Regions from separate parts of the Homo sapiens genome. Here region 1 is linked to region 2. Evidence: chromatin loops called from intact Hi-C (ENCODE). Cell type or tissue: endothelial cell of umbilical vein. All regions are shown on one strand. Each heading gives the region's core, and the rest is flanking DNA. Links, peaks and the distances in the headings are about the cores only.

What was found. Hi-C counts contacts between places; a loop is a spot of excess contacts. Peaks named below come from ENCODE experiments on the same cell type or tissue, not always from the same donor. Only the 100,000 strongest peaks of a DNase experiment are listed, where the experiment ranks them.
Region 1: a loop joins it to region 2, with 2.4 times the contacts of the local background. A loop is called at or near these places in 2 of 110 quality-filtered maps.

What each region holds. Positions count from the first base shown.
Region 1 is chr2:215,831,628-215,837,013 of GRCh38, forward strand. The region is part of intron 1 of LINC00607 (long intergenic non-protein coding RNA 607); the gene reads right to left. Among named protein-coding and RNA genes, the nearest start is that of LINC00607, 9.2 kb to the right of the region's middle. RefSeq lists an enhancer at 1-32. In endothelial cell of umbilical vein, for the core only: no CTCF peak of the experiment used is centred there; DNase peaks (open chromatin) are centred at 2,374 and 4,334; H3K27ac peaks cover 4,406 bases.
Region 2 is chr2:215,754,172-215,759,557 of GRCh38, forward strand. All of the region lies in intron 1 of LINC00607 (long intergenic non-protein coding RNA 607), which reads right to left. Among named protein-coding and RNA genes, the nearest start is that of LINC01614, 39 kb to the left of the region's middle. In endothelial cell of umbilical vein, for the core only: no CTCF peak of the experiment used is centred there; DNase peaks (open chromatin) are centred at 2,390 and 4,680; H3K27ac peaks cover 970 bases.

The DNA.
Region 1 (5,386 bases), core at 259-5,258, 78 kb after region 2:
GATGCTGATGCAATGTTTTGCTCTTCTTTAAGTAAGGGAGAATTTCCTCTTCCCCTTTGGCATGGATAACAAAGTAATGCTGCCTCCTGCTCCCAATGACCCCTCTCCTTAAGACTCAGGCACAAGCCCATGGGACCTGGGCCAGAGGACAGTCTGGAAAGTAGATACTGTGAGTTGTTCCGCATCTCTTACACTCCAGCAGCAAGGCATTTTCTTTGCTACATTATTATTTCTCTTAAAAAGTGTTGTTTCCCAACCAAGGGTCTGGCCATGCCTGGGATGCCTGGAAGACCATCAAATGTCACCAGCCTGGAATGCGTGGAGGACCATCACCTCTACCTCCCCCCTCAAACCATGGCATTGACTAACATACTTAAGGAAACAAGATGCTGACAATATCGGCTGGGTAGACCCAGTTAATTCCCCACTAAGTACACCCAATTGATTTCCCTACCTTTGAAGGTGCATTTTTTAAGGGCATTAGAAAGATTTGTTGATAACAATAAAGGCTATATTATGGAATTAACTATAGTTTACTAAATAACACTACCATACATTTACACACAAAAAAAATGCAAATGATATAGTACTAGCACCAGGATATGACACTGATATTCTCTATCAATCCTTCCTCAGTAGCATATCGGTAAATTCCACATGTAGCTAAAGAAATATCTCTCCATTTTTTTTTTTCAAATTATCTTCCACTGTTCTGCTGCTGTGGCGGCATTGCTTACTGACTCTCTTTACCTCCATATGAGTTCGCACCCCATTCTGTACCAGACCATTACTTCCTTCTATCAGGGCTTGTATTCATCTGTTCATTCATTCAACAAATACAGTTTAGGGTCTTCCATGTGCTGGAGTATTGTTGTAGGTATTGGAGATACAAAGATAAAGCAGATACAGCCCCTTCCAGTTTCTCTAGGATCAGGCAGCACGGAAGACTGAAAAAGGAAATGAATCTTGTACTGAGTTTTTTAACTACTTTATTTCATTTTGTATTTGTCTTCAAGATCACTTTATTGTCAAGTACGATTATTATTTTTTTTTAGACAAAGTCTTGATCTGTCACCCAGGCTGGAGTGCAGTGGCACGATCTCAGCTCACTGCAACCTCCACCTCCCAGCTTCAAGTGAATCTCCTGCCTCAGCCTTCCAAGTAGCTGAGACTACAAGCACGTACCACCACATCCAGCTTATTTTTATATTTTTAGTAGAGAGAGGTGAGGTTTCGCCACGTTGGCCAGGCTGAGCTCGAACTCCTGACCTCAGTTGATCCACCTGCCTCGGCCTCCCAAAGTGCTGGGGTTACAGGCATAAGGATTTTAATTGACATAAGCAAATGAGAGAAAAACAAAGGTAGATTTGTGAAATAAAAGATGACTTTATGCCAAATGAAAGCGAAGGAGGTTCAGGTGCCAAGGTCTCTATAGTTCAAATGGAGAAGTGGTGGAGAAATTGGGGCCACTCCAATGCCTTGTGCAACAGCATAAGCATGCCAAATTCCAAAACCTGTACCATGACAGCCAGTAATACATTCACACTGTGAGTAGCAGTTTAAATTTCTCAAAACTTCATCTGTCACACCAAATTTATGTTGTTAATTTGAGTTTTACTGGTTTTAGAGTTTTTTTCTTCAGTTTGTAAATTTATTTCAGTTTTATAATTAGAAGAGCTATAAGCATCAGCCTTTACACCCAGCTTTATGTTTGCACTTATGTAAGTAACATTGTCATTAAATTAACAATGACACTGAGGAAAACTGTTCCTCATGTTCACATAAGCTTTGGAAACTAATCTTTTACATTAACAGTGGTTGTTCCTAGCCATGGAGTTATCATTCCAGCTCCTATTGATGGAATCAGCCCTGTTTTCAATTTTTTAGTTGATCAGAGATGAAAGAAACGGTCCCTTTTTGTTTTCTAGAGGCTTGAGGGGACACTTCTGGCCTTCTATGTGCAGGGACTATAATTTCCCTCAAATTTATCGGTGAAAGAAAATGGTCAGTTGAGAGTTGGCAAACATGTGAAAACAATAAAGCAGAAAGGAAAACCCAATTCAGTCCATTGCCTCAAAGAATAGGGAAAAGGCTGTGTTTTCTGATAACATATCTCATGGGAGACACCAAGGGACTACTGCAGTCTGCATAGGCATGGGGAGAAGCCATGTTTTACATTACAGGTCTAGAAAGTGAAATTGAACATTGCAATCTATACCTACCCATTTGTCTCCCTATCTCTAAAAAACACATATGAGGAAAACAGTTTTGTTCTACATGGTGTCCAAAGGTTTGTCTTCAGACCTGCGCTGGTCTATGGAAAAATTTTCACTGGTCTTCAACAAAACGAGGAAGATAAGGTCAACACAGTGTTTATATAAGTATGTTGGTGTAAGGTTACCAGCTGTTCCCAGGAAGAACTGTTCTTTGTTCTAAGATGTGATGTAACCCTAGCCACACACATGCTTAAAGCAAGCGTTTCCTCCAGGTTAGGAATCAAACACATTCATGGACTTCTGGCCTTCCAAAATCACAAAGTACTGCAAAATAATGTTACATGCTAGCATTTTATAATATAATAAAATTATTATATTATAAAATTAAATTTATTTTATAAAATTATGTTGAGTAGAGTTCCTTTTATTTTTTATTTATTTGGACATGTAAAAAAATTACTTTTCTGTTTTGTTTTTGCTTTTTGCAGTTTTACTGGTTCGTGAAAGTTCAAGAACCATAGAGTAACGACAAGAGCTGTGACTTAGAGGTAAAGAAAATGGGGTTCTAACCTGAGCTTCACTACCTCGGGAAAGCTGCTTAGCCTTTCACAGTCTCAGGGCCCTCATACAAAAAAGAGACGATAGCATCATCCTTCATAGAGCCACATGTGAGGATTCATGAAACATACATAAAGCATCTGAGCACTTAATAAATGGACGTTATCATCATTGGTAGCTATCAGCTCTTGGTTTTCTTTCTTTCTTTTCTTTTTCTTTTTTTTTTTTTTTTTTTTTTTTTTTGAGACAGTCACTCTATCACCCAGCAGTGGCACAATCTCGACTCACTGCAATCTCCATCTCCCAGGTTCAAGCGATTCTTGTGCCTCAGCCTCCCAAGTACCTGGGATTACAGGTATATGCCATCATATCCAGCTAATTTTTGTTTGTTTGTTTTTGTTTTTGTTTTTTTTTTTAGATTGAGTCTCACAGTGTTGCCCAGGCTGGAGTGCAGTGGTGCAATCTTGGCTCACTGCAACCTCCGCCTCCCAGGTTCAAGTGATTCTCCTGCCTCAGCCTCCCAAGTACACACCTAGCTAATTTTCGTATTTTTAGTAGAGATGGGGTTTCACCATGTTGGCCAGGCTGGTCTCAAACTCCTGACCTCAGGTGATATGCCCGCCTCAGCCTCCCAAAGTGCTGGGATTATAGGCATGAGCCACTGTGCATGGCCCAGCCCTTGGTTTTTCATACATTCGATATAAATTCAGTGATCAAGATGTTTAACTGAGAAGACTCAACATCCTTTAAAATCAGGCAAAGCATAGGACCACACTACCTAACCTAAATAGTTACTTTATTTTTTCTGAACTAAAACCAGTCTCTATCTACACATATATCAAAATAGATTAAAGAGAAAGAAATTAATACATTTAGTGTCTTTTTTGCCTACAAAAAAAACCCAGCTACAGTATTGAAGCTGATGTTTTTGAACTTAATTTGACATCACTTCAGACAACAGCTCCCAACATCCTTTGATGAAAACCTATTTAACTGGGCATAGACATGCTGAGACAAAACAATACACCATATTTTTTAAAATAAATTTTCAACATTAAAAAAAAACTTTAGAGGACCAAAGGAAACAGGAACTAGGATACTTGCCCAGAACAACAAGAAATGATTACTTAAAATCAGATATATTTATGTCATTAAAATTTAATGTATGACGCTCACTCCTTTATATGAATTATTTCAAAACACTATAAGGACATGCTTAATGGGCAGGTAATCTTCACTGGTCTTATTTACCTAAAGATTTTTTTCAATGATAAATAGGTCTAAATATAAACTAAGTTCTTAAGAAAATATAGATGTTAATAGATTTATGTTGAGGAGACTACGTGTTCTTCCTTGTTTGAATAATGTTCAGTGACTGTTTTTTAGCCACTGGGAAAATAGCTCAGTTTTATTCTAAACAGACTCCAACTGAGAAAATAATACAAGACACTTCTTTGTTTATCTGGGGATTTGAGAGTTCTGGAAGTTCATGTAGGTTTCATGAGTGAAAGAATCAACAGTCTTTCTTTCCATAGACATGTCAAATTAGTTGCTCCCTAAATCAAAACATGGCATGGTACAAATTGGGGTCTTGATGTGGCACATTTCTGACATGCTCCTCATGAATACATGTTTTTAATTCAGCAAGTTATTCATCTGGGCTCAGCAAATAGGCCCCTTACCTGTTCCTTAAGTCTTTCCACTGAGCTGTGTTTTCTTTTCCCTTTGCAATTTGCAGTGACTTAGCAACTGATAAATGAGCCCTGGCTTGAGCACCATTTGACCATTAAATAATGCCTAGGGAAGTATATTAGACGAAAATTATGGGCTCTGCACAGAGAAGGCCAGAGAGCCTCTAGATAACTTCGAAACAAGGGCATCAGATGGCAGAACTCTCTACCCTCTACTGCATAGCCCACCCACCTTGGTTTTGTTTACCCCTAACCCAAGCCAAGTGACATCACATCGCTCCCCTAAATCAGCTCCAGAGAACTTTTTGATCCCGAGTATTCCCTCATGGTACATCCTGCAAACATATATTAATCTTGAAGAAAAACAGATCCTTGCCTTAGGAAGCTATCCTTTTTTTTTCTTTGAAGATAGGCTAATTTCAGATATAATTTCTGAATTGAAGAGTTGAGATTGTAATGTTATTTTCTTTTTCAATTTGTTGAACAACTTCAGTGAACTAAATCTGGCAGGGATCTGGCAGAGAAATTGTTTCACTCAATCCTCTCAATCTGCAGAGGCAGAATTTCCCAGTGTGTATGTTCTCACTCGTGTAAACACAGATAGTCATTTGTCGTTGCACCCTAAGAAATGAGACCTCTATGTATCCCAAGGATTTAGTTCTTAGAGATAACTCTATCCTCACAGCCCAAATGGACTTAAAATTTGAACTTTTCAGAAGTAGGTTTGAAAAGGTGGAACAATCAAAACCCTAAGCAATGCCTTTCTTCATTCCCATGAGATTGAAAGACGGTAGTCAAGTCTTTTTAATCTTGTAAAATTCCATGCATTAACTCCTTTATATGCAGAGGGCAATAAATCACAAAGTTATTTCAAGCATTCACTTACTAAATTACTTTCTTCTTTTTTTCATTTTCCACCTT
Region 2 (5,386 bases), core at 80-5,079:
TCTTACCCACTCACCACCCACTGGACTGGAGTCTCATTGGCCTCCATCTGGATTCCTCGGGGACTCTGTACTTACTGTCCTCTTACCCAGACCGCACCCCCTGCATCTTTGTGTGGCTGGTGTCTTCTCCTTCAGGTCTTAGGTCAGAGATCACTGCCACAAAGACACCTTCTTTGACCACCTGTTTAATGTAACTCTCACACTTCATGTGCTTGTGGCTGTTAATGTCACACTGCTTATTTCTTTCATAGACCTTATCACAAAATGGCATTATGTATTTTCTTCCTTGTTTAAGTGCTGCTCAAAAGCTTCTTTAGGGCAGAGACTTTTTGTTGCTCTTCTTTATTCCTTTCCCCCAATGCCTAGGGTAGTGACCAAAACATAGCAGATGCTATAAATCAATGAATGAATGAACAGTGCGTTCTGAATTGGAGTTGTTTTTATACTTTCATGCTTTTAGAGGCATGGCTTCCTCTAAGTGGAGTGCATTGTCTTTCCTCCTAACAAATTCGCACTTGGCTCAAACGTCAGCTTCTCTGTAAAATACTGTCATCTGCTCATATGACCCCCTTCCCTTTCTCATCTTGCCACCCTCAGCTCTCTATGGCTAGCACAATGCCTAGCACAGAGGAAGCAGTGATAACATTGAATGCCCACTGTGTGCCCAGTATTGCTATGTGAACAAAACAGACAAAATCCTTGCCCTTGTGAAATTTATATTCTAGTTGGGGAAGACAGACATAAACAAAATAAATAATTTAACTATATACTTCTGCAGAAAACAGGGCTAGAGAATACTAGGTGTTATTGCAAAAATTAAAAAGAGTAGCCAGAGAAGATCTCACTGAGTCCTGAGCTTCTTCAAGGAGCAGCAAGGGAACCAGTAGGACATGAGCAGTGAGTGAGGGAGAGAACGGCAGAAGAGATCAAAGATGTAACGGGGCCAGACCATGAGGAGTCTTGTAATCACTGTCAGTGAGAAGGGAACCATTGGAGGCTCTTTCTGAGCCGAGGAGTAACACAACCTGACTTAGGTGTTGAGGGCGTCTGTATGTAGCTGGGCGCAGTGGTGGCACCTGTAATCCCAGCTATTTGGGAGGCTGAGGTGGGAGAATTGCTTGAGCCCAGGAGGCGGAGTGATCCAAGATCACGCCACTGCACTCCAGCCTGGGCGACAGAGCGAGACTCTCGTCTGGAAAAAAAAAAGAGAGAGAGAGAGAGAGCAGGTGGTATGGAGGCAAGTGTGGAAATCAGGAGACCTCCTGGGGCCAGTGGCCCAGGTAAACTTGGATTTCGCTGATGTCACCGGAGGTGGTAAAAAGTGGACAGGTTCTGGATATATTTGTAAGATAGAGCAATCAAGATCTGTTTGTAGATTGGATGTGAAATGAGCCAGAGGAGTCAAGGACTACCCAGCATTTTCGTCTAAGCGTGGAGTTTCCATTCACTGGATAGGTAAGATGGCAGGACAAGCAGGTTGCTGAGGGGGAGAGTAGAAATAAGGCATCGGGTAAGTTTGAGATGCCTAAATAGATACCCAAAATGGAGATAGTAAGTTGCTCATCAAGTAGAAAGGAAACCTGGGATCCAAATGCAGAAAAGACTTTTCTGAGAATGAGTAACTGCAGCAAACCATGTGCTCGATCAAGAAGAAGCTTTATGAAAGCAATAAAAGAAGAACTCTGTTGCAATACCCAAAACATGGATTTCATAACAATATATTTTTGTACAATACTTTAAAATTCTGAACTATGCCTGGACTTTCATTATATTACACGACTGCTGCGTTGGAAATATCTTTGTGTGAGGGAAGATAAAAGAAGCCAACACTTAATGGTCTTTATTTTCTGTTCCTTTTCTTTGTCTTTCTTTTGCCCCTCTCTCTTCATTCTCCCTCTCCTTCTCCCTCTTCCTCTCCACTTTCATATTTTCATGTCTCCTGCCAATGGCCACCCAAGGCATTCTAGGCATTTGATTCTCTCCCCCAAAACCAAAATTCCTCTTTTAAGAGTTTTGTGAATATAATTAGAGGAAAATACTTAGCACCACTTTGCATTTCTTTTGGGAAATACCAGTGATATGGTTAGGATATTTGTCCCCTCCAAATCACATGTTGAAATGTGATCTTCAGCACTGGAGGTAGAGCCTAATTGGAGGTGTTTTGGTCATGGGAGTGGATCATAAGTGGCATGGTGAATTCCCATAGTAATAAGTGAGTTCTCATTCAGTTCACATGAGAGCTGGTTGTTTAAATGAGTCTGGCACCTCCTCCGCTTTCTTGCTCCCTCCCTCACCATGTGACATGCTGGCTCCCCTTCACCTTCTGCCATGATTGAAAGTTCCCTAAGGCCCCCACCAGGAGCAGCTGCCAGCACCATGCTTCCTGTACTGCCTGCAGAACCATGAGCCAAAATAAACCTGTTTTCTTCGTAAATTACCCAGTGTTAGCTATTTCTTTATAACAATGCAAATGAATTAATGCAACCAGGAAACAGAAGGGAACACTTCACAATATACAATTAAAGTACAAAATTAGATTGGATCTCAGAAATACAAAAGGTCAAGGTTTTCATCATGAAATAAGAAAATGGATATATTTGAAATGGTAACTATATTGTTCTTGTATACTCATGGAGAAGGCAAAAAATGCATTGCAACTTTTCTAAAACTCATTGTAGGAAAAATTATTTTCTTATATACTTTAATTAGTAACGGATACACAACAAGGTTTAAAATTACTTGGGCTTAAATTTTTTAAATTACCTCATTGCTTACAAGTACCTATATTTGGTTTTAATCTTCAGTTGGAGCATTTCCTAATGTCACTGAAAAAAACTAAATTCAATAAATTTTAAAATGAGTTATTACTTACCTGAGGTTATTTTTATAAAAATAAAGAAACATTGGGTCACACTGTAATTGGCAGGATTGTTTTCTCTTAAGGGTAGATAAGATAATAGTGTGTTATATAATTAATGCTATCTTAAATTTGATGAATTACAGTACTAAACTAGGTATATATACAAACTAGGTATATACACAAGCCTAAGTGTGTGCATATGTATAAAAATGTAGACATAAGGCCGCACACAGTGGCTCATGCCTGTAATCCCAGAACTTTGGGAGGCCAAGGTAGGTGGATCACGAGGTCAGGAGATTGAGACTATCCTGGCTAACACAGTGAAACCCTATCTCTACTAAAAATGCAAAAAATTAGCCGGGTGCAGTGGCGGGAGCCTGTAGTCCCAGCTACTAGGGAGGCTGAGGCAGGAGAATTGCTTGAACCCGGGAGGCGGAGCTTGCAGTGAGTCGAGATCGCACCACTACACCCCAGCCTGGGCGACAGAGTGAAGCTCTGTCTCAAAAAAAAAAAAAAAAATGTAGACATAATGCCATTTAGATTAGTACCATAAATGGGTTAATAATTTAATATCAAGAATCTTAGATTTATTTGTAAATGGAGAATATTTATTTCTTCAACAAGTATTTTTCCAGAACATATTTGTTGAAGGCATACGACATGGTTTGGATATTTTGTTTCTGCCAAATCTCATGTTAAAATTTGACCTCCAGTGTTGGAAGTGGGCCTAGTGAGAGGTGTTTGGATCATGGTAGCCATGGTGGTGGATCATTCATGAATGACTTGGTGCCGACTTTGCGGTAATGAATTAGTTCTCACTCTGTGAGTTCACACAAAATCTCGTTGTTTAAAAGAGTCTGGGATCTCCCCCATCTCTTTCTCTTGCTCCTTATCAACATGTGACATGCCTGCTCCCACTTCACCTTCCACCATGAATAAAAGCTCCATGAGGCCTCACCAGAAGCTCTGCAGATGTCAGTGCCATGCTTCTTGTACAGCCTGGAGAACTGTGAGCCAATTAAACATCTTTTCTTTATAAATTACCCAGTCTCAGGTATTCCTTTATAGCAATGAAAACAGACTAATAAAGCATAGGTCAGTTGTGCTGGGTGCTAAGAATACTACAGTAAACAAAACACACATAGTTCCTATTCTTAGAAATTTCGGTTCACTTAGGGATATAGGCAATAAAAGAAATAAAGTGTCATAAATGTTTTAATAGAAGAAATTAGGTATGCATTATGAAAATAGAGCAGAGAGACTTGAACCTATAAATTCTTGTTGAAGGAAGTGATATTTTGGACTTAATCTAAGAAAAAACTGAAGTTAGCCAGTAAATGTGAGATGTGTGTCTGTATGTCAGGTGTGGTGGTGCTGAGATATTTTTAATATCATATTTACTTGTGATTTACCAAGTCTCTTTTAGAAAACATATATTGCCATTCTTTCTTGGAAGGAGAAGCAGAAGAAATAAATGTAGGCATTAATACTACCAACACCAAGTTCTGTCGTCTGAGATACCTACACATTTTCCTACCAACGAAAAGTCATAGTCTATTCTGAGAAGCCAACATCCCTCATAGAAAGGTTAACCAAAACGGCAAAACCAACAGGTACTAAGTAGGATAAGTCAAATATTAGGTGCTGTCTGATCCTTAGTAGGAACAATATTCTGAGATGCAAATTTATTTTTATTCTGCAGTTTGACAATAACTTTTATGGCCATGGCCAGTTTCATCTGAAATGATTGGTTCCAACTGATCTAAGTGAAAGGAAATGCTTTAGAGTTTTGCACAATGAACACTACCTCTCAGACAATGAGTTGGCCCATTCATGTGGTCTGCTGGCCAAGTCCACCTCGTTTTAGCCATATAATCATGCAAAGGATCTCTAGAGGCCCCACTCAGATGAGCCCAGAGAAAACTGAAGAAGAGAGAGCCGGTCTTTAGTGGGCTCAGGCTGGGACCATTGGCTCAGACAGGCCTCTCAGGACTTCATATCTCTGCACCGTCGCCTGTGCCTTTAGATTTCATCACTCTACACTAATTTTCACAGCTGTACTGTAAAATCCATAGGAAACTCTCAGAAGCTACTGAAAAGGTAAGAAAAAATGAATCACAGTAGATATGTTTGGTTCAGTTATGAACTAGATTCAATTTTTTAGCATTTATTATGAATAATCTCCTCCAAATCAAAGGAAATTGGTAAACCTAAGCACTAATGAAGACACAGGGACCAAAGTTCATCAATAATGAGAAGTAAAATCATTTATGAATATTCTAGATGCATATCTCATAATGCATATAATAAAAAAATGAGTTTTAACTAAAAATTTCATGAGAATAAAACTAATAATCCAATCTGTCGCTGACAAGTGGACTTATGGTTTAAAGGCCAAAAAGCTAATTAAAACTACAATAAAAGAGAACTTGCTAGTGATTATTGGCAGGATACATGTGACTGGGTTTTTTTTAGGTGTACATATACAGGTATGGAAAGAAAAGGCAGAGAGAAGGAATGGGACAG